Regions from separate parts of the Homo sapiens genome. Here region 2 is linked to region 1. A link is a loop called in an ENCODE intact Hi-C map of the cell type or tissue named here. Cell type or tissue: dorsolateral prefrontal cortex. All regions are shown on one strand. Links, peaks and the distances in the headings refer to the core of each region. The heading gives the core; the rest is flanking DNA.

Region 1 (15,868 bases), core at 6,912-14,911:
TGGAGGTTAGTGCCTCTGCCCGGGCTTTGCCCCGAGCCAACCCCTATGGGTGCAGTTGCTCCATGAAGGGGAGAGTATGGTGTGGGTATCCTTGGAGGAGATGGTGAAGTTTGGTTTCCTCCTGTCCTTTGTTTCTAACAGCTGGAAGCTGAAGCCACTCATCGTGTTATCACCATTGCAAACAGGGTAAGTCCCCCGATGTCCACTGTGGGATTAGAAACCAACCTTGGCCAGGCACGGTGCTGATGTCTGTAATCCCAGCACTTTGGGAGGCCGAGGTGCGTGGATCACCTGAGGTTAAGAGTTTGAGACCAGCCTGGCCAACATGGTGAAACCCCATTGCTACTAAAAATACAAAAATTAGCTGGGCGTGGTGGCGTGCACCTGTAATCCCAGCTACTCAGGAGGCTGAGGCAGGAGAATTGCTTGAACCCAGGAGGCGGAGGTTGCAGTGAGCCAAGATCGTGCCAACTGCAATCTGTCCTGGGTGACTGAGCGAGACTCTGTCAAAAAAAAAAAAAAAAAAAGAAAGAAAAGAAAAGAAAGAAAGGAAAGAAAGAAAGAAAGAAAGAAAGAAAGAAAGAAAAGAAAAAAGAAAGAGAAAGAAAGAAAAGAAAAAAGAAAGAGAAAGAAAGAAAGAGAAAGAAAGAAAGAAAGAAAGAAAGAAAGAAAGAAAGAAAGAAAGAAAGAAAGAAAGAAAGAAAGAAAGAAAAGAAAGAAAGAAAGAAAGAAAGAAAACCAACCTCTACGATGCAGCCCCATTCTGCTCTGGGTGCCAGCACCATGTCTTGCCCACAGGAACCCAGAGCTGTTTGCTGACTGAGCGCTGTCATGCCCACCATCCTTGCATTCACCCTTCTCACCACCAGCTTTCCATTCCACCCCGCCGAGCCTGCTGAAGCTCAGTTCATTGCTCACGTGTAAACTCAGTCCAGCTCCTAAACTCTACATCCTCCTAATGTGATAAGCAAAGAGAACAGAATAACATCTGGGGAAACAGAATTTCCCAATTGCACTTTAGAGCTCTGGCCGCTGGACAAGGACATTGTTTCACTGTCATGACAATAGTTATTTATCAATTACTTCCTGGTGGAACTTAACCCAGAATAAGGAAAGACCCAAACAACAAAAAGTCAGTTCCTTGCCTTTTAGCTCAAGCATATGCTCAGAGGAGTTAAGCCATGGACCGTGGTTGCACAGCTTAGTAGAGAAAAAGCTAACCAGTATTACAGTCCAGGTGTCCGTTCGCAAGGTCAGCCTTCTCTTGCCTAGACTCTGAACCCTAACCCCCTTGTATTTTGTTCATCTCCAGGGTGCATTCTGTCTACTGATAAGCAGCCTTCAGACAGCAGGCATCGTAATTTTAGATACAGAATACACGACTAACTCTAGGTCATCACGTTTATGAACAGGAAATTAAAATAGGAAAAAGAGTTCCCCCCTTTTAAATTACAGTCATGGTTGTCAGATGGGAGAAAATGCGAGGTTCAGACTTGACGGTCTTGAACTTCACAGGCTGGGCTTCCCGGTGGGCTCTGGTGCTGGAGGCTGTTCTCTGCCTCCCCGTATCATGCAGTTCCTGCAACCTTGCCCTGACTGCCAGCCCTGCATTCTCCGCTTAAGGACTGTCACCTTGAGGGTGGGGTTGAGTGACGCAGGGGGAGGCGCTGGTGCCAGGGCTGACTTTGCCAGGGTTATTCTGATGCTTGTGAAGTTTATGGGTCAACCCTCCCTACTTCCCACTGTTTCTTGTGTTTAGACTCACTGTCCAATCTACCTGGTCAACGTGTCCAGTATCTCGGCTGGTGACGTTATCGCAGCTGCTAAGATGCAAGGTGAGTCCATAGACTTGGCTGGACAGAGCAGGTCAAGTGGAGGGACTGGAGATGGATGGGGCCCATTAGCCGTGCTCACTCCTGGCCCCGGCTCCTGAAACCAGGACCTGAGCCAGCCCTTCCCTTTCATCTGCCACCGTCTTCCTCAGAGCTGCCCTGTGCTATGCTGGCTTTAGTCTGCTAGAACATGAGCTTTTTCTTCTGCAAATTTGTATGCATAACAGCTTTACGGAAGTGTCTGTCACTTCTCCTGGGTCTGGTAACATTTTCCAAGTTTTAAACCCACTCATTAATTAGTGTCTTTTTGGCCTCATAGATTTTACTAGCAGTTGCCTTGGCAACTAACATAAAATGCTGGACCAGTTTCAGTGGGCATTTCAGGGGCTGTTTGGGAAGTCCCTAAAGAAAGAACAGTGTGTGGGCCCAGCTTCCTTTTAGCCTCCTGGAACCCTGTGTATGAGTCCGAGGGGCACTTGTATGGCTTCTGTTGCGGATCGCCTGGCAGTACCTAAAGGCTTGCAGATGCTTGGAGTCCAGCCCCGCCCCAGGTGCTGGTGAGGGCCTGGCAGCAGGAGAAACAAAGTCACAGTCACAAGCCTGGGGAGACAGATCAGAAGCAAGGGCATCTCAGCCTTCAACTATAATCGATCAGAAGCAAGGGCATCCTGGCCTTCAACTCTATCGCCCTCTAGATCCCGCCACCTGCCTCTCCCCTCACTGAAGCCCCTTGGAGGGTCTCGCCTAGACTGTCGTCCCAGCCTGGTGACTGCTCCCACCTCCTGTCTCCCTGTCCTCCAGCCCTGCTACGGCCCTCCCTGTCCTACCACAACCGTTCTCTTGAAGCTGCTCACAGCAACTGCCTGTCCAGAAAACAGTCTAGACTGCTCTTTAGCGTGGCATTCGTGGCCCTGCATGCCTGTTCACCCACCGTCAAGCTCCATCTGCCAACAGCACCCTGCACACACCAGTGCTCTGGTCATCTGGCCAAACCAGACTCCTCAAAGTGCCGCTTGGTCCTGCTGGGCCTCGGTGCCCATGTCCCTCTGTCCTCCTTGCCTAAGTCAGCAGAATAGGGAGGCTCTCTGGGCTTGAACCCAGCTGTGCTCTTAAAAGCCCTGTGAGCTTGGGCAGGTCCCTTCCTGTCTCTGACCTCAGCTCCTTCACCTGTAAAATGAGAGGCACACACCAGCGATCGCTCAGGTTCGGTGGCTTCCTGGTTATGGTTCTGACCTTTCTTCTTCCAGGGAAGGTTGTGCTGGCGGAGACCACCACTGCACATGCCACGCTGACAGGCTTACACTACTACCACCAGGACTGGTCCCACGCGGCTGCCTATGTCACGGTGCCTCCCCTGAGACTGGACACCAACACCTCAACCTACCTCATGAGCCTGCTGGCCAAGTAAGGCGTTTCAGCAGCACATTGCAGGGATGTGTACATCTTTAGGAAGACGTCATAGAGGGCCCAGGAAACAAATCTGAGCTAGGTTTGATTTCATTGTGCCCATAGGATCATTGTGCTTTTCTTACCTTCTCTGAGCCCATCAGATAATTGCCATCCTATTGGGATTTTATGACCGCTTGATATGGAGTGAGATCTTCTGAAGTATAAGAGTGAAGAGCACATATAGAACTGTGAACCGTGGTTATTCGGAATTTCAAAGGACATTGATCTCTTACTCTAAAGCCCAGTGGGGAGCTGCAGAACGTGGCCTGTGACTTATCCTAGAATGTAGGGGTCCTTTCTGTTTCTTTTGTTCACCTCTCCCTCTTCTTGTTGGCTCCCGTGTGCCCCTTGTCTGTACATCCCTCCTTCTGTGGGTTTCTCCTCCTTTCCTTCCCCTTTCCCTTTTTCTTCTGCACTTTCTCCCCCTTTCCTTCCCACACCCTTCCTCCAGATCTCCTTTCTCCAGCTCTTCTATTTCTGACACTGCTTTTTCCCCATGCAATCCCAATCTAAAGGAAATGGTTTGATGAACGGTCTGAATTCAGTGGGACCCAATTATGGAAGGGTTTCTGTTTTATCCCAATAACTGCTTGCAGCTTCTTTCTCTCTCCTATTAACATTTTTGGGGCCAGGTGCAGTGGTTCACACCTGTAATCCCAGCCCTTTGGGAGGCCGAGGTGGGTGGATCACTTGAGATCAGGAGTTCAAGACCAGCCTGGCCAACGTGGTAAAACCCTGTCTCTACTGAAAATACAAAAAATTAGCCGGGCATGGTGGTGTGTGCCTGTAATCCCAGCTACTTGGGAGGCTGAGGCAGGAGAATCACTTGAACCCAGGAGGCAGAGGTTGCAGTGAGCTAGGATCATGCCACTGCACTCCAGCCTGTCCGGCGACAGAGCAAGACTCCATCTCAAAAAAAAAAAAAAAAAAATTGGGGGAGAAGACGATGCTTTCTCTTCACTTTTGGGTATTAAAGTTCCATCCAGTTTAAGACTTCATCTCCTTCCCTCCTGATCCCCAGCTCAGCTTGGGTTGGGGTAGGAGGACTAGGACAAAAGGCGAGGGGATTCTTCTCCATACCCAAGCATGCATCCCTCCCAGCTTGCAGCACTGGCAATGCCTCTGTGAACAAGGACCTGCACAAGGCAACTTATGCCTGGCCACCTTCTACAGTATCTGAGGCCCAGAGGAAGCCCACACAGCCTTTCTGCTCCCTGTGGCTCAGAGGCAGGTCCATAGCCCACAGTCCAGGCAAGGTGCCCACTGCTCTCAGCTCTGTTCTCCACAAGTGAACCTCTTGAAGTATGCCCTCCTTGTCTTCAGGGTGGACTGGTGAGGAGAGGGTATGGAAGCCCCACTCAACTCAGGAAAGAGGAGGGGAGGGAATGCCAGGACTCTCCATCCTGCCAACCCCTCAGTCTCCCTCCGAGGGTCCCGCTTTCTAGACCTGGGGGATGGGGATTCGCCTCTTCTAAGATGGTGCAGGAGCAGTGGAGGGAAGCGACTGGCCCCACCGAAGATGGCTGTCTTAGATAATAAGGTGCTTGTCTCATCCATGTCCTTAGCTTTCAGTTCTGGTTGCCAACCACTGGAAAACTCCCACTCCCATCCCGTTATGTTCACAACCTAAACAGAGTTGGGGGGTGCAGGGCTTAGCCAATGCGAGTGGAGTGCCATCGATAGGGGCGTGGGCGAAGGTGGCCTCTGTGGAGGGCAGTACGCACCACGGCATGGGGATGGTCATTGTATTCTGTCCCATAGCCTTGGTGGGTGCCAGGCGGCAGCAGCTCTTACAATATTTACATATTTACATTATGTAAATAAATATGGAGGGTAAAGATTAAGAGAGAAATGCTAGATCAGCTCTTACTCTTAAAAAATGCTTGTTTTGGCTGGGCATGGTGGCTCGCACCTGTAATCCCAGCACTTTGGGAGGCGGAGTCAGGCAGATTACCTGAGGTCAGGAGTTCAGCCTGGCCAACATGGTAAAATCCTGTCTCTACTAAAAATACAAAAATTAGCTGGGCATGGTGGCTCGTGCCTGTAATCCCAGCTACTCCAGAGGCTGAGGCAGGAGAATCGCTTGAACCCAGGAGGCGGAGGTTGCAGTGAGCTGAGATCGCACAACTGCACTCCAGCGTGGGCAACAAGAGCAAGACTTCATTTAAAAAAAAAAAAAAAAGCTTGTTTTGAGAAGAATCAACCTCCTTTTCATCATCAGCAATACAATAAAAGAAACAATTACCAAGACTCCACTATAATAATGTGGGCTTGGTTCCAAGGTCAAGAATCTTTTGAAACACCCCTGCTTGCTACAAGCAAATTTACTGAAAGAACAAAAAAGATAATAAGTGCTTCAACCCACCCAAATTACAGCGCCCAAACCCACACAAATTCAAATAGACTGGAATAAGTATCATTGAATAATTTAAGTTTTTATATCTAGCTTACTTTGTCAAATGTATTTTAATTATTTAAATTAATTCTATTTATTTAAGTAGAAATGTACTTTTTGTGTTATGATAATAGTCTGAATCCCTTTTTAATCCCTTTTTAATCAGTGCATATTGTAAATGGGTGCTACTTTATAGGATTTGGAGCATAATTTTAATATTTTAATATTTATAGAAATTTATGATGACTATAATTTTGCTTTTGTAACACATTATTGGTTATAATTTATATGATGCAAGATACTTGATAGAAAATTCAGACACCAATTATTATTCCTATAAGAAAATATGAGCTGTTTCCTAATTATCTACTTTAGGGTATGATTTGTGATTTGTTAGGCCCTGCAGGAATAAAAAAGTACAATCTATAGATATAACTATTTATGCTTTATTCTGGCTTGTTTTTTTTTTTCAGACAGGGTCTGGCTCTGTCACTCAGGCTGGAATGCAGTGGTACAACCTCCTGAGTAGCTGGGGCTACACGTGTGCACCACCATGCCTGGCTAGTTTTTTGTTTGTTTGTTTGTTTGTTTGTTTGTTTGTTTGTTGAGCCAGGGTCTCACTCTGTCTCCCAGGCTGGAGTGCAGCCTCCCAAAGTGCTGGGGTTACAGGCGTGAGCCACCCTGCACCACCGTGCCCAGCCTAATTTTTGTATTTTTTGTATTTTTTCATCATGTTGCCCATGCTGGCCTCAAACTCCTGACCTCAACTGATCCACCCGCCTCGGCCTCCCAAAATGCTGGGATTACAGATGTGAGCCACTGCACCTGGCCTAAAATCTGGTTTCTTAAAGGGACAAGAAATTTTTTCATTTGATCATATAAAATGTTACAGTGCTTAGCAAAGCCAGTCATGTTTTAAACTTTAAATGGTTTGGATGGGGGCTTCCTACCTCCCAGATTCAGGGCAGCACTGAGAGAGCTCAGAGGGCCTCCTAGAATGTAACTACCGTCATTCACAGCTGCTTAGTGGGTACCTTTGTGTAGGAGCCTTTTCAGAAAGCTGGGTGCTCAGGAAGACTTGCTGGTTAAAGAGCAGGAGTTGAGCCTGTTGCTCTCAGGGTCCCTGACCTGCCCTTCATGACTGCAGTGGGCATCTTCTGCCCTGAGCCCTGCTCAGGTATCCAGAGGGCCCCTCAGGAGAAAGGAAACCCTAAAGATTCCATTCATCTATCAGGGCTTCTGCAGGTCCAGAGAGTGTGGGGAGCCTTGGGGCTCTGCGGGAGAATCTCTTGCAAAGAGTCTCTGCAAGGGCCAGAGCAGCCTCTTTGGCCCAGAGAAGGCCCAGCCTACCGCACAGGAAGAGCGATGCATCTTCACCACGGGTTTGGCCAAAGACATTAGTCACTGGGCAGGAGCTGAGACTGATAAGCCCTGCCAGGTCCCCCGTGGAGACAGCCCTATGGAGCTAACTGGCCATCATCTGAGAGCCTTAAGAATATGCTTCCTCACCAGGTCAGATAATGCTTTCTGCCCCCACAGTCTCCTGGAGTGGGCATCTTAGATGGCCCACAGGCACTCACAAGGCTCTGGGGCCTCTTACAGAGTACAATGGGACCCCTGCCCCTGACCTTCAGGGCACCCACAGTGTGGTCCCAGCAGTCATCCCCTCCCCCACCTGACTCCCCTGCTCCAGCCAGGCCTTTCTCTGGCCCCGCAAAGCCATTTCCTCTTGAGGCCCTGACCTGGTTTGCGTGGGCATTCTCTCTCCTCCGCCCCTCACTGCCTCTGAGCCCTTGGCCTGCAGAGATCTCTGAATCCAGGCCACCTGCCTGCCTCCCTCATTGGGCAGAGGATCTGCTGCCATGAGCCCTCTCTCCCTGTTCTTCCCTACGTCTTCTTTGGCCCAGGAGCCCCTCGAGGGCCTGCCTGTGCCTTAGCCACCCACAGCCTTGGATGGAGGATGGCTTTTTTTTCATCTTTTCAGACAGAGTCTCCCTCTGTTCCCCAGGCTGGAGTGCATTGGGGCTATCTTGGCTCACTGCAGCCTCCGCCTCCTGGATTCAAGCAATTCTCTCACCTCGGCCTCCAGAGTAGCTGGGATTACAGGCGCCCACCACTACGCTCAGATAATTTTTTTCTATTTTTAGTAGAGACAGGGTTTCACCATGTTGCCAAGGCTGATCTCGAACTCCTGGCCTCCAGTGATGCACCTGCCTCGGCCTCCCAAAGTGCTGGGATTACAGGCATGAGCACCTGGCCCGAGGACAGCCTTAATATATGTGTGAGGACCGTAGTCATGAACGGCATTGGGGAAGAACTGAGTGGCTTGCATACCACTCTCGGTCTATTAAGTCAGGCTTCTAGCTCATCCCTCCTTCCCCTTCTGGGCCATTAGAATCCCCACATCCAAGGAAGGCTATGAGTCCAAGTTATTCAACAAAGCTTAACACTGAACTTGTGAATGCTTGTTGCCAGCAGGTTGGGGTTGGAGAGCTGATGAGAGGGAATTGGTATACAATTCCATGAGAGTAGAACTACCTCCACCATCTCACTTCAGCTAGACTCTAAGTTCGGCTTTTCTCTGCTATCTTCACTCTTAAACATTGCTATCCCAAGGCTCTCACTGAAGTCTCCTGTGACACAGACAGACTGTGCCACACTCATTCTGTAGATGAGTAAACTGAGGTTCACATAGATGCAGTAACTCACGACAGACCACATGGCCTAAGCGGCAGAGCTGAAATTGGAGTCGGCTTTGCCTGCTTCCCACACGGAGGATTTTCCCTATATCTATCCTCACCCTCTAAGTTCCTCACCTCCCCTCCCCTTACTGGTCACCTCCTTTTCTCTACCCAGTGACACTCTGAACATCGTGGCATCAGATCACCGGCCTTTCACCACAAAGCAGAAAGCTATGGGCAAGGAAGACTTCACCAAGATCCCACATGGAGTGAGTGGCGTGCAGGACCGCATGAGCGTCATCTGGGAGAGAGGAGTGGTATGTTTCCTAGAGCCCCGCCCCGATCTGATCCCTGCTCTAATCCCCGTTTCATCCCCGTTCTAATCCCAATAAGAGTATTCACTCCTCAGATCCTGTCAAAGAATGTTCTTAGAAGGGCTGGTTCAATCCCAGCTGTTTGTTTCACTCAAAAACAAAACACAAAAGGTCTTTCCCCCAATTAGAAAGGTAGTAAGACCTATTATGGAAATTTGGAAAATACAGAAAAGTATAAGAAAAAAAGAAACCTTAATTCCACGCCTAGAAATTAAACTACTATTAACATTTTAATATATTTCTTTCATTTAGTTCTGTGCATGTACTGTACTTTTTTTTTTTTTTTTCCTTTTTTACTATGTTGTCCAGACAGGTCTTGAACTCATGGGCTCAAGCTATCCTTCCACCTCTGCCTCCTTAAGTGCTGCGATTATAGGTGTGAGCCACCACACCCAGCTATACATTATTTTAATAACTGGCTTCATATTTTTTTCTTTTACCAACTGCTATACTAACCAGGATTTTTTTTCTTCATATAACACTATACCCTGAGTGTCTCCCTATATCAGTAAAAATTCTTTAAAAACATCTTTTTTCAGAGCTGAATGATATTTTCTCCAATGAAAGTACCATACTTTATTTAATCCTTCCCTGATGTTTGGGACTTTCGGCTGTTTCTAATTTTTGCACTTACAAATAATGCTGAGGAGAACCTCTTTGTTCAGGAGTGTGTGTCAGCATTTCTGATTATTATTATTATTATTATTATTTATTTTTTTTTGTGTGTGATAGAATCTCCCTCTGTTGCCCGGGCTGGAGTACAATGGCGCTGTCTCGGCTCACTGCAACCTCCGCCTCCCGGGTTCAAGCGGTTCTCCTGCCTCAGCCTCCCGAGTAGCTGGGACTACAGGCGTGCGCCACTATGCCCAGCTAATTTTTGTATTTTTTATAGAGGCGGGTTTTCACCATGTTGGTTGGTCAGATGGTCTCGATCTCTTGACCTCGTGATCCGCCCGTCTTGGCCTCCCAAAGTGCTGGGATTACAGGCATGAGCCACTGCACCCGGCCTCTGATTATTATTTCTGATTATTTCCTTAAGACAGCATCCTAGAAGTGGATTTTTAGGCCAAGGGATGTGAACATTTTTAAGGCTCTTGATTTGATATATTTTGTCTAATTGCTTTCAGAAAAGATAAGAACTGGGACTTCATTTGAATACCACCTGTTCCGCACATGAAGAATAAGTATTTTTGGTCTTGATCTATCTCAGATTAGATCTAAAATAGTATGAGCCCCAAAGAGATTTGAAGTTCTCAAGACTAAGCTCATGGAAGGCCAAGGAGATGGCTCAGGAAATCCCCTTGAAGAGAGTCCATAGTACTCTCATGGGTGGGGCAATAAGATGTTTTTCTAGAGCATATATAACCCTTTGAAAATATCACCCTTAGTAGATGAAGGGAGGTTCCTGACTCATCCGTGTGGGCACATGAGCAGAGCTGGTTTTACAAACAGGAGGCAGATTTGCCCCCGGGCAGGAAGCCTGAATGGAACCACGGCCACTCACCATAGTTGCTGGGTGAAGGGAGAAAGGAATAAGTGAGCAACTGGGACCCAGCCAAGCAGGCTGGCTCATCTGAGATGGTGCTCATGGCCTTGTCCCTTTGTGACCACTGTCCTGACCACCTAAGCCCTAAGTCCATGGGCCAGCATCAAAGGTGACCAAGGGTTTGAGACCCACCCCCAGAGCCTGGTTGACTTGACACTTTCTGCAACATTTCAGGTTGGAGGAAAGATGGATGAGAACCGTTTTGTGGCCGTTACCAGTTCCAACGCAGCTAAGCTTCTGAACCTGTATCCCCGCAAGGGCCGCATTATTCCCGGAGCCGATGCTGATGTGGTGGTGTGGGACCCAGAAGCCACAAAGTAAAGTTTGTTGCTCGTCCCCAGGGCTAGAGGGGCTTGGGATTTTGAAGAAGACTTGCATTACAGATCTCCAAAAGCATATAATTTTGCACTATTTCTAGCACAAAATATGGCCCTGGCCTACCGTTGGCCATCTTCTCCCTCCATCTTCACACAGTCTTTCTTCCGTGTCACACATGTCTGGTGTGTCTGTCTCCTCTTCTTATAAGGACACCGATAAGACTGGATTAGGGCCCACCTATATGACCTCACTTTATCTTAATGATTACATTAAAGGCCCTAAATAGTGCCATGTTCTGAGGTTCTGGGTGTTAGAACTTCAGCAGAAGAATTTTGAAGGGAGCCAATTCAACCCATAACAACCAGCCTTTGGGGCTCACCCCTCCCATGGAGCTGTGACATTTTGACCTGTCCTCAGCGCTTTCTCTCCCGCCATTGCCTCCCCACCAGGACCATCTCAGCCAGCACGCAGGTCCAGGGAGGAGACTTCAACCTGTATGAGAACATGCGCTGCCACGGCGTGCCACTGGTCACCATCAGCCGGGGGCGCGTCGTGTATGAGAACGGCGTCTTCATGTGCGCCGAGGGCACCGGCAAGTTCTGTCCCCTGAGGTCCTTCCCAGACACTGTCTACAAGAAGCTGGTCCAGAGAGAGAAGGTGAGGTGGGAGGAGGAAGATGCAGGGGTGTTGGCGCCCCCTGCCGGGGAACATCCTCCATGACTGTTTTAAATCTCAAAGAGATGTTCACTCCAGTTTTCGACCCAATTCCATTGCACTTTCTCCAGCGTTGAGAGGGGAGTGTGCGGCAGCGCCAGGGAACGCTAGAGTCAGAAAATGCTGATTTCTGTTCCCCGTCTTTGATTACCAAGTGGCATTTTAAGTGGTCAGGCAGCAGGGCTCCTGAGTTGCTGAGGGCACAAGTGGGAAATGTGAGTGTGTGCGACCGCTGAGCTCCTCTGGATACGCAGGCTTGGGGTGGAGGAGGTGCTGGGGGCTGGAGATGCTGCTTTGGCTCGGCTCCCTCCCACTCTTGATGAAGCAAGCGGGGGGTAGAGCTGGCATTTGCAAAGCATTGTCTGAAGCACAGGAGGAGCAGGCACCTGAACACGGGAGGCCCACACTGCTGGCACACAGAGCACACGAGAGGGCTCAGAGCTTTCAGAGAAACCAAGGACCCTTCTCTCCCAGAGGCCAATGAGTGAAGAAATCCACTGCCAGGTCTGCCGTGGGAGCGCAGGCTTGGGCTGCCTGAATGAAGAAAGCGTGACTTTCGTGATCGCAGGGCTAAATCCAAAAGCAAACTCAGGGTCTCTTACTCATCACACTCAGCTAATGTTTACTTTTTTGTGGAGATGGACGGGGTTTAACCGTGTTGCTCGGGTTGCTTTCAAATTCCTGGGCTCAAGTGATCCGTCTGCCTCGGCCTCCTAAAGTGCTGGGATTACAGGCGTGAGCCACTGTGCGCGGCCCAATAACACTTTTTAATACGATGTAGGACCATAAATGACCTCTGCAGTAATAACTGCTCGTACTTCTGTGTTGCCTCTCATGTGCCAGAGCAGTTGGAACAGCTTTACACATATTAATTCGTCTGCTCTCCTGCAACTCTCTGATGTAGGTATAGTATTATGGGCACAGAAAAGTAACTTGCACAAAGCCACACAGTTTACAAGTGACAGAGTTGGGATTGGAACCTAGGCAGTCTGGTTGTAGAATATAGACTCCTAACTCTACTGCCTTTGTGAGTACAGAATTAGCTAGTATTGCTACTGGGGGCCTCTCATCTCCAGATGGGGCTGTGTTTAGCCTCTGTTCCCTCAGAGTTGTCAGACCAGTAAAGGGTGTGGCTTCGTGGGAGCCTAAGGTGGGGAATAACGTTGCGCTGTGTGGGAGGGCGCTCTCTAAAATTGACTTCCGGTTGGGCATGGTGGCTCACGCCTGTAATCCCGGAACTTTGGGAGGCCGAGGCGGGTGGATCACGAGGTCAGGAGTTCAAGACCAGCTGGCCAAGATGGTGAAACCCCGTCTCTATTAAAAATACAAAAATTAGTCAGGCACGGTGGCAGGCGCCTGTAATCCTAGCTACTTGGGAGGCTGAGGCAGGAGAATCACTTTGCGGGGGCGGAGGTTGCAGTGAGCCAAGATCGCACCACTGCACTCCAGCATGGGCGACAGAGTGAGACTCTGTCTCAAAAAAAAGAAAAGAAAAATTTGGTTAAAGTTGACTTCCTCAGATGTCTACCTGCTACCTCGGTGAGGCTTCCATCAGTGTTGAGGGGGAGCCAGTATCTCTCCCATACACATGCATGCACACACACATGTGCACTCACATACATGCACGCATGCACACATGTACACATATGCACATGCTCTTTAGGAGGTATGAGAAAACTCCAGCCCCTGGACTCAATGTTTAAGAAGCCTTGGTCACTTGCAGTGATTTGGGTCTTGGGCAGAGTGGCAGTGTCTAATGTCCCACCGGCCCCCAGGGAGGCCATGGTTGTATCACTCAGCTCTGATGGTGTTGTCCTGTTCTTCTGCTCTTCTTCCATCCTTCCCTAGACTTTAAAGGTTAGAGGAGTGGACCGCACTCCCTACCTGGGGGATGTCGCTGTTGTCGTGCACCCTGGGAAAAAAGAGATGGGAACCCCACTCGCAGACACTCCTACCCGGCCCGTCACCCGGCATGGGGGCATGAGGGACCTTCACGAATCCAGCTTCAGCCTCTCTGGTAAGAGTCAGGGGGCCACGGGAGGAGGATGGGGGTCTGGGAGAAGTGGCCCACCTAGGCAGTGGGACTTACGCCTGCTTTTCTTTTGTGTCCTCTCCTCCCTCCCGTTGCCTATTTCCAGGGATGAGTGCTGGTTTGGATATTAGACTCACATAGACATTAGTGGGGACAGGAGGGCTGTCCTGGTCCCTGGGCACAGACGCTCTAATAGGCCATGGCCCACCTGGGGCTCTGCTCGGGGTTTCTAAGTTCAGATATTTTTGTCCCTTGAAACATCTTGAGGGCTGTGCACACAGTGGGTGCTCCAGAGATGCCCTGAGCTCAGAAGAGTCAGCCCTGTCTGTGGTTCACGGGACTGCACCGACCAGCCCTTCGCCCACCCCAGCCCACTCCTCACCAGCCTCTCTACTCCTTCTGCTACCCCCTCTCCTCCTCTGACCTTCCCACACCTTTCCCCGCCTTTGCCTCACCTTCACCTTCTTTTTTTTTTTTTTACCAGGAATTGTATTGTATATATTTTATTAACTTTAAGTAAAATATTTTCTCTCGACTTCTGATGCCCAGTTTTTTCTCTTATCTTTCTGTCCTTTGGGTCCTGGCCCCAGTCCTTCTGTGGAATCTCTGGGTTCCTTGGGGGGTGCGATCCCAGTTCTTAAAGCCACGATCTGCAGTTTCCCGCCCCCCCGTCCCCCCCCGCACCCATCACCATGCGAGCCACGGGCTCATAAATGATGATCCTCAGTGGAGAACAAGCAGAGGCTGTAAGATGCCTCGGGCCTCCAGGTGGCTTAGGTGGGAACTGTCACCACCACTTGCAGGGGGCTAGGACCCTGAGTCTCCCTGAGCACAGTTGAGCTGCCTTCAGGATAAGCCCAGAGAGAGACCAAGCACCCACTCAGTAAGGGCTGTGCTGGGATGGGTACGGCGAGAGGCGCAAGACCCTGGTCCTTCCACCCACAGCCTGGAGTTTACTGGGGGAGACAAGCCCCATACACAAACCATCCTGCTGTGAGAACAGAGGGCTAAACCAGAGGGATGCCAATGGGTCAGCGCCTGCCTGCCCAGGCTCCTGTGTGCCCTGCTTTGGGCCAGGCGCAGCTTGTGGCAGAAGAGATGAGGTCCCTGTTGGAGGTGCTGGTAGCCCATGGGGAGGGGTCCTCTCTCAGGACCAGTCTCATTCCTGAGATGATGGCTCCGCTACTCTGAGGGCCACTGCCACTCCCACCAGTGACGGGCCATGAGTGAAGTCAGAAAGGGACCCTGGCATGGAAGACTTGTTTATGCACACTCAGGTCTTGCCAGTCCCGGAGGCATGGACTCCCACCGCCTTCCTCCTGCAGCCAGACCCACGAGAGGCACCAAGACCCCAGAGCTGCAGGGCCCCTGCTGACCAGCAGCCTCCTCTTCTCCTGCCTGAGAGCCAAGACTGGGCAGAACCCCCGCTCAGACAGCAAACATCAGGCAGCCTGTCCCCTCCTCTCTACCCCAAATCTTGTCTGTTCTAAGCAGGCCAGGCTGAAGAATGTCCCACTGGGCTCTCCGGGGCACTAGACCCTCCCTTTCCCTCCCTTTGTGTTTTGTTTGTTTTTGTTTTTTTTTTTCAATCCTTCTCCTGTATAGACCCTCCCTTTGTAACTAAGTCATGGGATTTCAAGATGCGGGGCCTTTGGGCTGTGGTTCTTTCATTTTCCGAAACAATGGCATACCCTCATTTTTCTCTCTCGCTTACTCACTGAGGCATATGTACAAAGGCCCATGTGCCAACAGGCTGGCCAATGACCTGCATGTACGAGAGACTGTATGCCTAGGCATGGGGCAGTGAAGTTGGCACAGTGGGCAGTTAATAATGTCGGCTCTGAATCAGGAAAACCTGGGTCCAAGTCCAGGCTCTGCCACTTACACACTGCAACATGGGGCAAGTCACTTAACTTCCCTGAGCCTCTGTCTCCTCATCTATAAGATGGGATGGAGTGGCTGTGAGGATTCACTCAGGCCATGCACACAGTGAGCCTCCAGGAGAGGGTGTCTGTGGTTTGTTAGCAGGCACAAGAGCCCGTCTCACCCTCTGTGCTTCCTTCCCTGCAGGCTCTCAGATCGATGACCATGTTCCAAAGCGAGCTTCAGCTCGGATCCTCGCTCCTCCCGGAGGCAGGTCGAGTGGCATTTGGTAAAGGCATTGCCAAGCCCCCCGAGTGAGGACGCACCGCCGCCACCAGCCCGCAACTCTCCAGCCGAAGCTGCAGGGGCAGGAGAGGCTGGGCTGGGTGGCACACCACCCGAGGGGGGCCCCGGGACCCACGGAGCCCTCCCTATGTCTGCAAAGTGATTCACTGTGCTTCGAGCCAACTCTAACAGGCACTTTGAGATGTGTTCCTCCTGCTGTAGTCCTTTCTGCCTTGGCCTCGGCGGGCTTTTCTGGGGCCCAGGAAGCCCACACTATGCACAGAGCCCAATGCATAGAGCCCTGGCCAGCCCTTCCTCTCACTCCTGCCTCCGCTGGCTTTGGGAAAGCCCAGACTTTAGTGCCCTGCCCCCTGGCTGA
Region 2 (15,868 bases), core at 6,894-14,893, 180 kb before region 1:
CAGCCTAGCCAACATGGTGAAACTGCATCTCTACTAAAAAGACAAAAATTAGCCAGGCATGGTGGCAGTCACCTGTAGTCCCAGCTACTCGGGAGGCTGAGGCAGGATAATTGCTTGAACCTGGGAGGCAGAGGTTGTAGTGAGCCGAGTTCGTATCACTGCACTCCAATCTGGGTAACAGAGTGAGACCTTGTTTCAAAAAAAAAAAGATTAGTGATCAGCACTGATGGGGGTGAGAGGTGGGAGCGGGGAGGTGGGTAGAGACCAAAGGAGATGATAAGAAAGAAAACAGAGGCCAGATGTAGTGGCTCATGCCTGTAATCCTAGCACTTTGAGAGGCCAAGACCTTGAGGTCAGGAGTTTGAGACCAGCATGGCCAACATGATGATGAAACCCTGTCTTTACTACAAATCCAAAAGTTAGCCAGGCTTGGTGGTGCACGCGTGTAATCCCAGCTACTTGGGAGGCTAAGGCAGGAGAATTGCTTGAACCCAGGAGGTGGAGGTTGCAGTAAGTCGAGATTGTGCCACTGTACTCCAGCCTGGGTGATAGAGAAAGACTCCATCTAAAAAAAAAAATTAAATTAAAAAAGAAAGAAAAAAGAGAAGGTTTGAGAATGACTTTAGGAGGGCCTGCAGCTAGAAGGAGCAGGTGAGTTATAATCTGATCATCTCTGGTCACCATAGAAACCAGCTGTAAATTCAGCCAGAATGAGCTGATGAGCTCCAATATCTATGCCTCTCTGCCAGTGTAGACAGTCCACACTCCCTTCCTCCAAGATCTAGTCTTGTCAGACCTGCTTCCAGCCGGAATCCACCCCAGTCCTCTTCCTCTCAAGCCTCTTGTTCCTCTTTCTAGCCACAGTTCCAGGTGACTGCCCATCAATACCAACCCCGCTGGGAGAGACAGGCAGCAAGATACCCAGTCCTTGCCCAGGAGGAAGTCACATTCTAGCCAGGGAGTAGACTACACTGGAGAGAAATGGCCCAAGGATACACAGCAAAAGCTTGTTTAAAGAAAAAACAAAAGCAGGTGTGACCTGGCTTGTCTGCCCGCATCTTTCTGTCCTTTCCAGGGTAAAGCAACTCTCTCTTAATCCAGAATGTAATTACATTGATTGGGAAAGCATTCAGTCTTTCAGACAAGCCACATGCTGGCAGTAAGCATTGAATACAAATGCAGGGTTTGCAGTGACTGGAAGTTAGAGCCTGCTTGCAGGTAGCATGCAAATGTGTTCAAAATGTCCCCAACTTTGGGAGAAAAGGCTGGAAGTCTGGATCAAACTCGTATGCAAACCATGAGGAGTGCTTTTGAAGGCACAGCGGGCTAAGGGCTTTCTCCATACCCCCTATCTTGTGGGCTCTGGTCTTACAGCAGCTGTAGTAATTCTCCCCAGCAGGGCTTGCACTGCACTTCCACATCTGTCCTCTCTCTACACAAGCTATGAATGTCATTTCCATTTTACAGATAGGAAAGTGGGGCTCTGAGTGCTTCAGTGACCCAAACATTGTCACCTTGCTTAAAGTGGCAAACCCAGCCAGAGCCCTCCTCTCGCTTTTCCCTAGTTAGGGACAACTTGCGTAGGTGTCCTTGCATGTCTGAAGATTCTGCATTCTTAGGGATACATGAAGAAACTCCTATGTCCTCCCACCACCCCATTCACACTTGAGGATTCTGTGGCAGGTGCGCACTTAACAGTAAAATTCCTTCCTTTGCTAAAAATTTGCTGAATTCGCTCCCTTTCATGATCTGTAACTTTACATAAGCTGTTGTCTTTTATCAGCTTTAACAGATCAAATGTGAGCAATCGTCTGGGTGTGGTGGCTCACGCCTGTAATCCCAGCACTTTGGGAGACTGAGGTGGGTGGATCACCTGAGGTCAGGAGTTCAAGACCAGCCTGGCCAACATGGTGAAACCCCGTCTCTACTAAAAATACAAAAATTAGCTGGTGGCGGGTGACTGTAATCCCAGCTACTCAGGAGGCTGAGGCAGGAGAATTGCTTGAACCCGAGAGGTGGAGGTTGCAGTGAGCCGAGATTGCCCCACTGCACTCCAGCCTGGGCAACAGAGAAAGACTTCCTCTCAAAAAAAAAAAAAAAAAAGTGAGCAATCAGGAGACAATTGTTCTTCTGATGGCTGAGGTCACCATACAACCAAGGCTGACTGACGTTTCACTTTCTAAAGACTCAGAAAAGGAAGGAGAACCGTGTCCCACCTCACCCTAGCCCTTGTCTTCACTGACTGCAGGCCGCAGCCACCAGTTGGTTTCTCTGGGCTGTGTCCTCAAAGATACCAGGAATGCAGAAGGGTGGAGATACAGGCCAAGTGTTAACATTTGTGCTGGTTTGCAGATATAGTATTTTACCCAGGAAATCAGGGCTTACAAAAATATGAGGCAAATTTTTATCCAACGTACAGGTTAAGTTCTATCCCTAAATTCCATCAAATAATAATCTGATGTGTGAAAATTAGTAATTCAAAATTTACTACGCTGTTGGAACTTTAACATATATTGAGCCTTAAGGGAATATGATTATGAGGCCTGGGTCACATGACAGGCAGCTGTAACCTCTGTTTCTCCGATTAGATTAGCTTTTTTCCTTACCTACATTGTTTTGTAAAATGTAAATGACTGAAGGGTGCCAAGGAAGACCCCCTTGCTTCACTGTTGATCTTCATTACAGATTAACTTTTTTTTTTTTGAGACCAAGTCTCGCCCTATTGCCCAGGCTGGAGTGCAGTGGTGCGATCTCAGCTCACTGCAACCTCCGCCCCTGGGTCCAAGTGATTCTCATGTTTCAGCCTCCCAAGTAGCTGGGATTACAGGCACCCGCCACCATGCCTGGCTAATTTTTGTATTTTTTAGCAGAGACAAAGTTTCACCATGTTGGCCAGGCTGGTCTCAAACTCCTGACCTCAAGTGATCCACCCACCTTGGCCTCCCAAAGTGCTGGGATTACAGGCGTGAGCCACCGTGCCCGGCCATTACAGATTAACTTTCTATACAAAGACTTCATGACTATCACGTTGTCTAAGATGGGATGTTAAATACACTCCTCTCAATTGGAAAGGAAATAAAAAGTTGTAAAGAAAACAAGCTCTATGGAAAAGAAAAACTAACTGTTGTAACTCATAAACAAGCCTGTTGCAGAAAATGTTATAATCCTACTAAATGTATTTGTTTCCTGCCTATATAAGCTAAACCTTAACTTTTTTGGTTTTCCCCCAAGCCGACCAGGATGAGAAAGACCTTAACTTTCAACTTTGGAGCACTGGCCCCATTTCTCTGGTGCCTGTGTTTCTCAGGTGGTTACTCCCAGCTTTTCACTTGCATAAACTATTTAAAATTGAATTCTGAACCTTTTGATTATTTCAGGTGGATAGATAGATTTTGCAAAGCCTATGCATGTACATATTCACCCTAATTCTGTTACCGGAAAGGGGTCCCAATCCAGACCCCAAGAGAGGGTTTTTGGATCTCGAGCAAGACACAAGAATTCAAGGTGAAGCCACAGAGTAAAGTGAAAGCAAGTTTATTAAGAAAGTAAAAGAATAAAAGAAAGGCTAATCCATAGGCAGAGCAGTGGCATGGGCTGCTTGACTGAGTATACTTATAGTTATTTCTTGATTATATGCTAAACAAAGGGTGGATTATTCATGAACTTTCCAGGAAAGGGGCGGGGATTTCCTGGAAGTGAGTGTTCCTCCCCCTTTCTGACCATAGGTCACTCTTGTTGCCATCTTGGTTTTGGTGGGTTTTGGCCGGCTTCTTTACTGCATCCTGTTTCATCAGCAAGGTCTTTGTGACCTGTATCTCATGCCAACCTCCTGACTCATCCTGTAACTAAGAATGCTTAACCTCCTGGGAATGCAGCCTAGTAGGTCTCAGTCTTATTTTACCCAGCCCCTATTCAAGATAGAGTTGCTCTCGTTCAAATGCTTCTGACGATTCCTCTGTATTTTTTTCAGAATTCCTGTCTCTTTGGGCCCTGATACCTTAGCCTGGGGCTCACTGCTACCTGGAAGCACTAATGCAATCCTAGTTTTCTCCCCTAAAGCCCATTCTAGCCAGGTGGCAGGGACGTGGAGCCTCACTGTAGGTCACACCCTGGCGTGAAGGGCTGATCAGCCACCCCATGGTGTCCACATGGTTGTCTCTGCCTGGGGTGACCCTGCTTTCTGCACCTGGAGCAATCCTGCTCCTCCTTCAAGTCCCTACTCAGGTCTCCTCTGAATTCCAGTTCTACAGGGCTACTGTGAAAACCAAGGCCACAGAGGTCAAGCTTCAGGCACAGGCCTGACACAGGGCACCTGGTCCAGGACAGCTCTGATTGTCACTGTTGTCCCCTCTCCTTGCCCACTCCCTTAGGTAATCCATCCCTCCCTCAACCCCCTCTGTCTCTTACACATTCTCACATTGCTGCATGGTTAATGCAGTGTTGACCCCTCTCCTCCAATGAATCTCAAATTCCTTAAGGGCAGTGACCTTGTCTTGCTTCCTTAGGACCCCATATCTGGCTCTAGGCCTTAAACTTAGTGGACTCCACGGATATTTGCCAATAAACTCTGTCTCCTGGGATCCACAGACAGCAGTTTGATGAATGGTCAGGACATTGTGATAAATTAAAATTCATTGTTTGATGTGGCTATCGACACAGACAGAGACTGTGCTGCTAGTGACATCATGTCGGTCTGGTAATTAATAATGATCATTAGTAACGTTTACTTCAGGACAGTGCCCTTGGCCTGGACGTGTGGGGAAAATGGTCCAGAGCCTCACCGACTGAGTCACTGTGCCCTGTAGGAACGGCCTCTGATAGGGATGAGTGCCTGCTGCTGTGGGCTGCCCCAGTCTGCCCCTTGGGACAGAAGCTGTGTTTTATTCATCCTACATCTCAATAAACATTTTTTGATAAATCAATGAACTCCTTTGAAATCACACAAAACTAGAGGTGTTGTTGGAGACAAGCGGTTCAGAAGAGACCAGGCATTGTGGCTCAAGCCTGTAATCCCTGCACTTTGAGAGGCCAAGGTGGGTGGATCACCTGAGGTCAGGAGTTTGAGACCAGCCTGGCCAACACAGTAAAACCCTGTCTCTACTAAAAATACAAAAATTAGCTGGGTGTGGTGGTGTACGCCTGTACTCCCAGCTACTTGGGAGGGTGAGGCAGGAGAAGCCTGGGCAACAGAGCAAGACTCCATCTCAAAAAAAAAAAAGTTCAGAAGAAACCTCTTCTGGGTCTTCCAACTCCGCACTGACTGAAAGGAGAAGAGGCTCCAATTAAAGAAAATTCTAGAACATTCTGTGGGTCCCAGGCTTGTTCCACACTCACACCTCTGCACCGCTGTACATGCCATGTCCATCTGCAAGAAAGCCCTTCTGCTGTCTATCTGGGGACCTCCTATGTTTTTTCCAGGATCCCACTTATACACCTTCTCCAGCAGGTCTTCCTGCAATAAGGGAGTCTGGTGCAGCCCCTTGAGAGTTCTGCGTCCACTCTGGCCTTTTTCACAAGTTCGAGGCTGTCTTAGGGCAAGTAGGAGGAGTTGGCAGACAGGTCCTATCTCTGTACCTCTTGTTGATCTATTTGTTTAATTTAAAAAATTTGTGTGTGTGTGAGATAGGGTCTTGCTCTGTTGCCCAGGCTGAAGTGCAGGGGCATGACCACGGTTTACTGCAGCCTCAAAGTCCTGTGCTCAAGCAATCCTCCTGCCTCAGCTTCTCCAGTAACTGGGCTCACAGGCCCGCACTACCACCCCTGACTAATTTTTAAGTGTTTTTGTAGAGATGAGGGTCTGGCTATGTTGCCCAAGCTGCTCTCAAATTCCTGGGATTAGGAGGCCTCAGCCTCCCAAAGTGCTAGGATAACAGGTGTGAGCCACCACACGGGCCACCTCCTGTTCATCTAAAATGAAGTTGCTAGCCATCTGGGCGTGGTGGCTTACACCTGTAATCCCAACACTTTGGGAGGCCAAGGTGGGTGGATCACTTGAGGTCAGGAGTTCAAGACCAGCCTGGCCAACACGGTGAAACCCCATCTCGACTATAAATACAAAAAATGTAGCTGGGCATGGTGGTGCTCACCTGTAATCCCAGCTACTCGGGAGGCTGAGGCAGGGGAATTGCTTGAACCTGGGAGGCAGAAGTTGTAGTGAGCCAAGAATGTGCCACTGCACTCCAGACTGGACGACAGAGCACCACTTCATCTTAAAAAAAACAAGAAGGTGCCAAGGCACAAAATATAAGTTAAACAGTTTACTTGAGCCAAAATGAGGACAGCTGCCCAAAAGACTCAGACGCAAGTAATCTTGGATGTGAGCTCCCTTCTCTCTTTGTTACAAACAGGTTTTTAAAGGCAGAAAAAGGAGGACAGGGAGTGGGCTGATACAAAGTTGTTTGTCAGAAATTCTCATTGGTTTACAGAAATAACATTGATTAGTGATTGGCTGTACAGTGCTATAGGATGTAAGATATGGTGTCCAGTGCAGCATTGTTAGGTTATAGCTACCTGTGGCAATAGCAAGCAGTTTCAAGACATAAATACATAACTCAAAGTGGGAGTAGGACGTGATTGCTGTCTTATTTTAATGTCTCTCTGGGCCTGATAACTTACAGGACTCGCATTCCTCAGGTAAAAGTTCTTTTCTCACCACAGAAACAAGATCTGCAGCATAGGGGAAGTGTGTTGGCTCGGTCTGAAGTCGTTTTCCAAAGTGTCAGAGACATTTAAATCAGAGCAACTCCATCTTGAACAGGGGCTGGGTAAAACGAGGCTGAGACCTACTGGGCTGCATTCCCAGGAGGTTAGGCATTCTAAGTCACAGGTCGAGATAGGAAGTGGGCACAAGGTACAGGTCACAAAGACCTTGCTGATAAAACAGGATGCAGTAAAGAAGCCGGCCAAAACCCACCAAAACCAAGATGGCGACAAAAGTGACCTCTGGTTTTTCTCACTGCTTGTTATACACTATTTATAATGCATTAGCATGCTAAAAGACACTCGCACCAGCGCGCGACAGTTTACAGATGCCATGGTAGCAACTGGAAGTTAACCTACATGGTCTAAAAAGGGGAGGAACACTTAGTTCTGGCAATTGCCCACCCCTTTCCCAGAAAACTCATGAATAATCCACCCCTTGTTTGGCATATAATCCAGAAATATCCATAAAAATAACCAATCAGCAGCCCTCGGGGCTGCTCTGCCAATGGAGTAGCCATTCTTTATCCTTTACTTTCTTAATAAACTTGTTTTCACTTTATGGATTCCCCGCAAGGTGCCAGGTCCAAGAACCCTCTCTTGAGGTCTGGATCAGAACCCCTTTCTGGTAACAAAAGGATCTTGTCGCTGGCGTGACAGGGCATGGGTGCAGACTAGAGCACTGGGAAAGGCATATTAGGAGCAGTTTTTTCTTTTCTTTTTCTTTCTTTTTTTTTTTTTTTTTGAGATGGAGTTTTCGCGCTTGTTGCCCAGGCTGGAGTGCAATGGCTCGATCTTGGCTCACTGCAACTTCCATCTCCCAGGTTCAAGCGATTCTCCTGCCTCAGCCTCCGGAGTAGCTGAGATTACAAGCATGCACCCCCACACCTGGCTAATTTTTTGTATTTTAGTAGAGATGGGGTTTCACCATGTTGGTCAGGCTGATCTTGAATTCCGACCTCAGGTGATCCACCTGCCTCAGCCTCCCAAAGTGCTGGGATTACAGGTGCGAGCCACCGCGCCTGGCCTTTTTTTTTTCTTTTTTTAAGACAGGGTGTCACTTTGCCACCCAGGCCGGAGTATAGTGGCATGATCTCAGTTCATTGCAACCTCCACCTCCAGGGACTCAAGCGATCCTCCTACTTAGCCTCCTGAGTAGCTGGGATTATGGGTACTTGTCATGACACTCAGCTAATTTTTGCATTTTTAGTAGAGACTGAGTTTTGCCATGTTGCCCAGGCTTGTCTGGAAATCCTGAGCTCAAGCAATCAGCCCGCTTCAGCCTCCCAAAGTGCTAGGATTATAGGTGTGAACCACCACACCCAGCCAAGAGTAGGATTTTAAACACCAGAACCCCTTGAGGACTAAGCTCTGATTTTTTTTACCTTGCCCAAATTCCTACCTAAGAGGTCTGGAGAGTCATGCCCTACAAACCATAAATTCTCATCAGATGGGTTTTATTTAACCCTATATATCATGACTTACTTTCCAATCTGACTCTGGCATAATATTATGTGACTAAGAAGAAAGTCAAAAGATTTTACCCCAAAACATTTTTCTTTGCCATATCTTGAAATGGCCCTGCAAATCTGTCTTTTGTGGGGGAAAATTTGCATCTGTAAAGAATCTCTATTACCGGCCGGGCGTGGCGGATCACGCCTGTAATCCCAGCACTTTGGGAGGCCGAGGCAGGTGGATCAGGAGTTCAAGACCAGCCTGGCCAACATGGTGAGACCCCCCCCATCTCTACTAGAAATACAAAATTTAGCCAGGCGTGGTGGCAGGCACCTGTAGTCCCAGCTACTTGGGAGGCTGAGGCAGAGAACTGATTGAATCCGGGAGGTGGAGGTTGCAGTGAGCCGAGATCGCACCACTGCACTCCAGCCTGGGCGACAGAGCAAGACTCCGTCTCAAAAAAAAACAAAAATCTCTATTAACATAGATAGATATTTTTCCCGTTTCCTGCCCCACCCTCTCCCCTCCTCCCGGCTTTGAGTTGTCCTACCTTTCTGGACCAAACCAATGTATTTCTTAAATGTATTTGATTGATGTCTCGTGTCTTTCTAAAATGCTGCGCCCCGACCACTTTGGGCACATGTTCTCAGGACCTCCTGAGGGCTGTGTCACGGGCCATGGTCACAAATATTTGGCTCAGAATAAATCCCTTCAAATATTTTAGAGTGTGACTCTTCGTCAACACCCTCTTCAAACAAACCTAGGGATGGTCTTTCTGCCTGGATGCCTCAGCTGCGACCAGAAAGTCCACAAAGGAGCAGTGAAGCAGGGCTTGGTGCAGAGGCCATGCGGAAGGCACGGATTTTTGGAGACTGGAGAACCCAAGCGCAAATCCCTACCCCACTGCTCACCAGCAGGTTCTTAAGCAAATCACTCTGCTTCGCTGAATTTACTGTCCTCAGCTATAAAATGGTGTCCTCGGCAACTGGAGCTAGATGCCTTCGCCACTTTGCTGAAAGATATGAACTGTGCCCAAGGTGGGCGGTATCAGATAGGAGCCCCGAAGTGGAAACGTCCAGCGTGGGAATCTCCTCTCTACAGGGTCCCCAAGGAACTCCCGGCAGGCCCACTTCAGGGCTCCTTTCTGACACCGCCCAGCTCAACCTCTCAAAACGATTCACAAAATGCTGTAATAGCCACGATGCACCCTCACTGCACTGTCCCATCCGCCCCTTTTACAAATAGGAAGACCCAAAGATAAAAATAAGAAACCAAGGCCAGGCGCGGTGGTTCACGCCTGTAATCCCAATACTTTGGGATGCGGAGGAGGGCGGATCACCTGAGGTCGGGAGTTCGAGACCAGCCTGGCCAACATGGTGAAGCCCTGTCTCTACTAAAAATACAAAAAATTAGCCGGGCGTGGTGAAGGGCGCCTGTAATCCGAGCTACTCGGGAGGCTGAAGCAGGAGAATCGCTTGAACCCAGGAGGCGGATATTGCAGTGAGCCGAGATCATGCCATTGCACTCCAGCCTGGGCGACAGAGTGAGACTCCTTCTCAAAAAAATAGAAAAAAGAAACCCAAAAAGGCGGGGGAGAGTGAGGAAGAAAAGAAAAAAAAAACTGGAAGGCCTGGGCCGTGATTTGCCAGGGCCACGGCGTGGCCACCAAAGCGCTCCAGGACGACTCGGCAGAGCGCGGGCACCGTGGCTCAGGCGCGCTCCCCGGGGGCGGGGCGAGCAGGAGGGGTCACGTGACGCCCGGCCCGGAAGCGCTCGCGCAGGAGACCCCGGGTGACGGGGCCCGGCGCCGCTAACTGGAGCGAACCCCAGCGTCCGCCGACATGGCCTGGACCAAGTACCAGCTGTTCCTGGCCGGGCTCATGCTTGTTACCGGCTCCATCAACACGCTCTCGGCAAAGTGAGTCTGGGCCCTGCCGGGCGTGCGGGCCCTGGCGACCCCGGCGCTCGTTCTACGCCTTCCCCCTTCTTGGCCCTGCCCTCCTGGCTTCCCCTGCTTTCCCACTTGCTCCGGTCAGTTCGCGCGCGTTATGACCACCCAAGGGATGCGAGGCCCGGGGAAATGCGGAGCGGGGCTGCGCCCCGGACGGGGGGATCCGAGCCCCGGCTTTGATTTGCTGTACAGCCTCCGCTCCTGTTTCCACGTCTTTTAACAGGAGGGTTGGCCGATTCCTTTCCACGGCCCTTCCAGTGCTGGCGTCCAAGCCTGAGCACCTCCCTCCACGAGCTGGGAGAGACCCCTGGACTTGTGCACATGAGCCGCAGTAGTGGCTGTGCAGGCCGAGTGACCCAGTGAGCGTGGAGGCCTCAAGCGGCAGACAGGGAGGTGCCCCACGGCCCCTCAAGGATGAGGGGTTAGAGCTGTGCTTTGAAGCTTAGGTGGGATTTCGGAATGTGTCTGAGACTGTAAGTCAAGGAAAGTCTACGGAAAGGCCAGATCAAAGTCGATTGTAACCAGCATCAAATGCCCAGGTTAGATTTTCTCTCATAATCAGAAAAGTGCTTTTGAGCTGGGGAATGACATGTTGAAAGTGATATGATTGACTCAATGACATGAGGAGTGGTTTGGTGCAGGAAAAACCACTCCAAGGCTGCTGCATAGCAGATGAGGGGAACTAGGAGGTGGCAGTGAGAAGAGAAAGGAAGGGACAACTGGTGGCAGAGACCAGGTGTGAATGGCCACAGGCCTGACCCACATGAGCAAGAAACAAGGATCACTCCAGGGTTTCTGCCTGGGAGAAGAAAAGTGCCATTAACTCAGACAGAGAGGGCAAGTGGCCAGTTCAGCTCTGATGTATGGGGGTGAGAGGGGGGACAGTTCCCAGGAGGTTAGGGACTAAGGACCCAGGCAGTCATGAGACTGAGGGACAGGGCCTAGCCTCCCCTCTGTTGTGGGCAGGATGGCATTTCTTTGTCTCTCTCTGTCTCCATCTCAGGGCAGGGCCTTCCTGCCCCTCCTTTTCTTGTTGCCCAGGCTGGAGTGCAATGGCACGATCCCATGTATAAGGTACCTACGGTGTGTAAGGGAAGGGGACAGAAGTGACCAAGAGGCGATCTCTGCCTTTGAGATGCTTGGAATCTGAGGTGGAGGAGACAGACGTGTACGCACACGACAGTCACAGTGTTCTCCCTTCCCCAAACGGTGGGCACAGTCAGTGGAGTCCTGGGTGGGCCCCACCTGTTCCTCTGGTTCACCTCTGGCCAACTGTGCCTTGTGGAGAACTACTAGCTTCCCAGGCCCTGCATCCTCCTGAGGATCACTCCTCATGCTGAATCCTTAGCTGTTCAGAGGCCCCAGCCTGAGGGCTCCCATCTCAGGATCTGAACACAGCAAAGCAAGTCTTCTGTTCTGTCATGCCAGCCAGGGCCTCTGTCAAGTGCTTAGAGAGCGGTTGTAAGTCCACCAGGGCTGCTGCCCACAAGGAGAATCCAGATTGCCAGTTACTGCTGGGGTAAACTGTGCTGATTCACCTCCTTCCTTAGAAAACTCCAAACCAGTCAGGTAGGAAGCTTAGAGATCCTCAATCCCAGAAGGCGTCGCCTTTAAAGGCTGCCTGAGAGTCAGGAAAGAGGCTCCCAGGTGACAGACCCAACTTTTGGTCCTGTCCCCTGCCTGACAGCTGGTGTGGGGCCTCTCAGGATCCTCCCACCCCAAGATGGGCCCCCAAATTGGACCCTAAACAGTGTTCTAAGGTCAAACCACAAGAAGGGATACTCTTAGGGAGAAAGAACATGTGGGAGCAGCTGCATGCACCCCGATGTGAAGTATGGATTTGAAATCACATTTCTGGCCCGGCGCGGTGGCTTACGCCTGTCATCCCAGCACTTTGGGAGGCAGAAGCGGCTGGATCACTTGAGGTCAGGAGTTTGAAACCAGCCTGACCAATATGGTGAAACTGCATCTCTACTAAAAATACAAAAATTAGCTGGGCGTGGTAGTGCGCACCTGTAGTCCCAGCTACTTGGGAGGCTGAGACAGGAGAATTGCTTGAACCCGGGAGGCGGAGGTTGCAATGAGCCAAGATTGCACCACTGCCCTCCAACCTGGGTGACAGAGTGAGACTCGGTCTCAAAAAAAAAAATAAAAGGAAATCACATTTTTGACCCACGATTTCCAGCAGGCACAGACAGACAAGCATGTGCTGACAACTAGCAGAAGCATCTCATGCACAAAGAGCACCTCGCATGCCCCAGGCCCTGCTCTGCCCTTTCATGTGTGAACTCAGGGAATTCTCATAACCACCCTATCAGGCAAAGACAGGGGCTGATATTCCTGTATAAGGAAACTGAGGTAGGAAATGATTAAATTCCTTGCCCAAGTTCAACTTAGCTACTAAGTGGCAGAGTTTATAGTTGAGCCAGCATGGTCTGGCTCTAGCATCCATGCTCTTAACCACCACTGGAGGGTGTGGCTGGGGACTTCTCCAGTCATTTTGGGGTCATTTAGAGTTGTTAAAAGCATAGAAATCATCCAGTCTAATCCCCACAATTTACAAAGGAGGCCTCAGGAGAAGTTTCTTTCTGTGATTCAACTGTTTGGTGTCTGAATGAAGGCTGGAACCCAGGCCTCAGGACTTTAAGTCCTGTTCTTTTATGACTGTGATACCCCAGAGTCCCTCCTTCCTGGGAGTTTCCTCTCACAGCTCCCCAGGCCAGGACAGAGAAGCCTGTGCTTGTGGAAGTTGTAAACCTGTAAGTGGCATCTGCGCTCCCAGCCTTTGATGTGCCTCTCTCCAGGACTGGGCTGCCAGCCTCTCAGCCAGCCCAGAGACACTGCTGACAGGGTCCTCCCGCTGGAGTCCAGGCCACTCAAGGTTCAGACTGACAGCCTGTGGTTGTCTCTGGCAGTTTCTTGGCCTGTGACAAGAGTGATGTTTCCCTTCCCAGGTTCTTGGGAGGATGAAAGGCAGTGGATGAGGAAGCACATCTGAGCACGTGCTGCCTGCTGTGCTGGGGCGGCAGGTCAGCTTTCCTCTCTGCGGCCCCATCCCTGGGTCCTGGCAGGGGGCCCCTCCCTGTGAAGTGGCTTCTTCTTTCCCTGGCTGTTTTCTCAAAACCTCCTCACTAGCACCTTCTGTCGATCATCTTCTTTAGGCCAAGCCATTTCTGTCTACGTGAGCCAGTGCCCCATCCACAGGTACTCATTTCAGAACCCCAGTCTCCTGAATCCAACTGAGGTTCTACATATGAAGAGCCGGGGTCAGCTGGGCACTGTGGCTCCAGCTTGTAATCCCAGACTGGAGGCTGAGGTGGGATGATCATTTGAGCCCAGGAGTTCAAGATCAGCCTGGACAACATAGGGAGACCTCGTTCTCTACAAATAATAATAATAAATAATTAATTAATAGAGCCAGGGTCAAGTAGATGCTCACTAAGTAAGGCTCAGCTCCCCTCCTAAGTTCTGCAGGCTGTAGGGCCCTCCCAGCCAGGCAGGGATATGAGCCTGACTTCCTTTCATGCCCAGGCCAGGGACCCTGCCAAGAAGGTGGCAGGAAGCCTGGAAACCACTAGGCCTCTACTAGAGAAGAGGTGTTTGCTCTTCTTCTGTGTCCTTTCTGTGCCAGCTCCAATGTTTGCCCTTGGCAGCTGCCCCACCACCCTTGGGTTCCATGAACTGGCATGGGATAATTGCTTCAAAGGGGTTGTTGGGCCAGCTTGTGGAAGCCTTAACTCAGGAGGACAGTGTAGTAGAGTGGGAAGTTCATGAGGCTTGGGACCTGAGGAATAGATGAGCCACTGGACCTCTGTGAGCCTCAGTTTTCTCATCTGTAAAATGGACTTGGTGATCCCTGCCGTACCTTCTTCCTGGACACTGAAGATCTACTGAGGAAGGTTTCCTTTTTTTTTTTTTTTTGAGACGGAGTCTGGCTCTGTCATCCAGGCTGGAGTGCAGTGGTGTGATCTCAGCTCACTGCAAGCTCCGCCTCCCGGGTGAACGCATTCTCATGCCTCAGCCTCCTGAGTAACTGGGACTACAGGTGCCTGCCACCATGCCCGGATAATTTTTTTGTATTTTTTTAGTAGAGACAGGGTTTCATTGTGTTAGCCAGGATGGTCTCGATCTCCTGACCTCGCCCATCTCGGCCTCCCAAAGTGCTGGGATTACAGGCATGAGCCACTGTGCCCAGCCTTTTTTTTTTTTTTTTTTAAGACACGGTCTCTCTCTGTTGCCCAGGCTGGAGTGCAATGGTGCCATCTAGGCTCACTGCAACCTTGAGCCATCCTCCCACCTCAGCCTCCCAAGTAGATGGGACCACAGACACCCGCCACCGTGCCCACCTAATTTTTGTATTTTTTGTAGAGACAGCGTCTTGCCATGTTTCCTAGGCTGGTCTCAAACTCCTGGGCTCAAGCAATCCACCTGCCTCAGCCTCCCAAAGTGTTGGGATTACAGGCATGCACCACCACACCCAGCTTAAGGAAAGTTTTCCATTCCATGGAGATGAGAGGGCTCACCATTGTCACCTCAGGAGCCAGGGCCACCTGCTGTGGCACCCCAGAGAGTGGAGAAGCCTTGGCCCTTCTGTAGGTCCCAGGCAGGAGAAAGAAGGGGACTCACTGGGCTTGACAAGCTGGGGACACAAGAGGAAGTGGCAGAGATTCTGTGGGAATGGCCACAGCTAATCTGCCCAAGCCAGCCCCATCGCCACTTCCTCAGTCTGTTTTCGCCACCCCCGTTCACGTGGACGTGCACACCTCCCAGAATGCTGAGCTTTGAGTTTGGGCCTGGCCATGCTAGGGAGTGACTCACCACCCAGCACGGAGAGCCTACTCCCCAGCCTGCCCGCCAAAAGGAGCGGCCTCAGCTTGTCCCCGCTAGGACCCTTCGGGCCTCCTGCCCTGGAGGTCATCTCCCCTAGAATACAGTGTCTGTGGAGAAGACAGGCCCACCTACTGGGCTGCCCCTCTCCTCCCACCAGCTAGGGGAGCAAGAACTCAGAGGAGAGCTTCAGAGCATCAGGGAGGGGGCGCATGACTGCCTGCTGAGCTTCCAGTGTACTGGCCCTGTTTCAACATCTGAGGAGCCGTGAGCCCCTCGAGCCCTCTCTGGCCCCTGGGTTCCTGTCTGTCAAATAAGGAGTTCAGCTGATGGCTGAGTTTCTTCTGTTTCAGCATTTTGGCTCTGTGAACTGCAGGGACAATAGCCTGAGGTCCCTCCAGCCACCTCTGCCTCAGCCAGCAGGACAGGTTCCAGACGTTTTTCCAGTAGCTTTCAGGCTGAAGGGGAGCTGGGGCCACGCTGAACCCAAGGGGGAGATGGCTTCTGCTCAGTGAAGGGAAAGGAGAAGGGGCAGAAAATGAGTTTTGCTGAATACCTGCCATGTGCCAGGTCATGTATATATCCTTATATCATGTATTGCTTCTGACAGTTTGTCAGTGTTGGTATGATTACCCTGTAACTTGTCCAGCCTGTGGGACTCAAAACTCTGGGTTTTCTCTGTATTCTGCCTTTTCTGAGTATAAATTCAAGCAAGGTTTAACCCTGGATCTGCCTTAAGCCTCAGAGTCCCCATCTAAAATGAGGATCCTTGTTGTAAGGCTTAACGGGACAGTCCCCATGAAGTGTCCTATGAATTGTGCATTTAAGGAAACATGGGCTGGGTGCAGTGGCTCACACCTGTAATCCCAGCACTTCGGGAGGCTGAGGCAGGTCAATCTCTTGAGGCCAGGAGTTCGAGACTAGCCTGGGCAGCAT

Evidence for each region. Peaks named below come from ENCODE experiments on the same cell type or tissue, not always from the same donor. Only the 100,000 strongest peaks of a DNase experiment are listed, where the experiment ranks them.
Region 2: a loop joins it to region 1, with 2.3 times the contacts of the local background. A loop is called at or near these places in 2 of 110 quality-filtered maps.

The regions. Positions count from the first base shown.
Region 1 is chr2:26,931,499-26,947,366 of GRCh38, forward strand. It overlaps DPYSL5 (dihydropyrimidinase like 5), which reads left to right. Exons shown (of 13, transcript NM_020134.4): 6 at 142-186; 7 at 1,760-1,835; 8 at 3,080-3,236; 9 at 8,533-8,674; 10 at 10,452-10,594; 11 at 11,045-11,252; 12 at 13,158-13,326; 13 at 15,412-15,868. The coding sequence ends at 15,497. Among named protein-coding and RNA genes, the nearest start is that of MAPRE3, 31 kb to the right of the region's middle. RefSeq lists an enhancer at 2,855-3,354. In dorsolateral prefrontal cortex, for the core only: CTCF peaks have their summits at 11,291 (motif pointing left) and 11,490; a DNase peak (open chromatin) is centred at 11,293; H3K27ac peaks cover 450 bases.
Region 2 is chr2:26,754,355-26,770,222 of GRCh38, forward strand. It overlaps SLC35F6 (solute carrier family 35 member F6), which reads left to right and starts at 9,930. Exons shown (of 6, transcript NM_017877.4): 1 at 9,930-10,072. The coding sequence starts at 9,996. RefSeq lists enhancers at 1-178, 179-926, 3,919-4,666, 4,082-4,141, 9,587-9,786 and 1 more and a silencer at 9,797-10,106. In dorsolateral prefrontal cortex, for the core only: CTCF peaks have their summits at 9,898 and 10,100; DNase peaks (open chromatin) are centred at 9,917, 10,411 and 14,857; H3K4me3 peaks cover 2,358 bases; H3K27ac peaks cover 3,868 bases.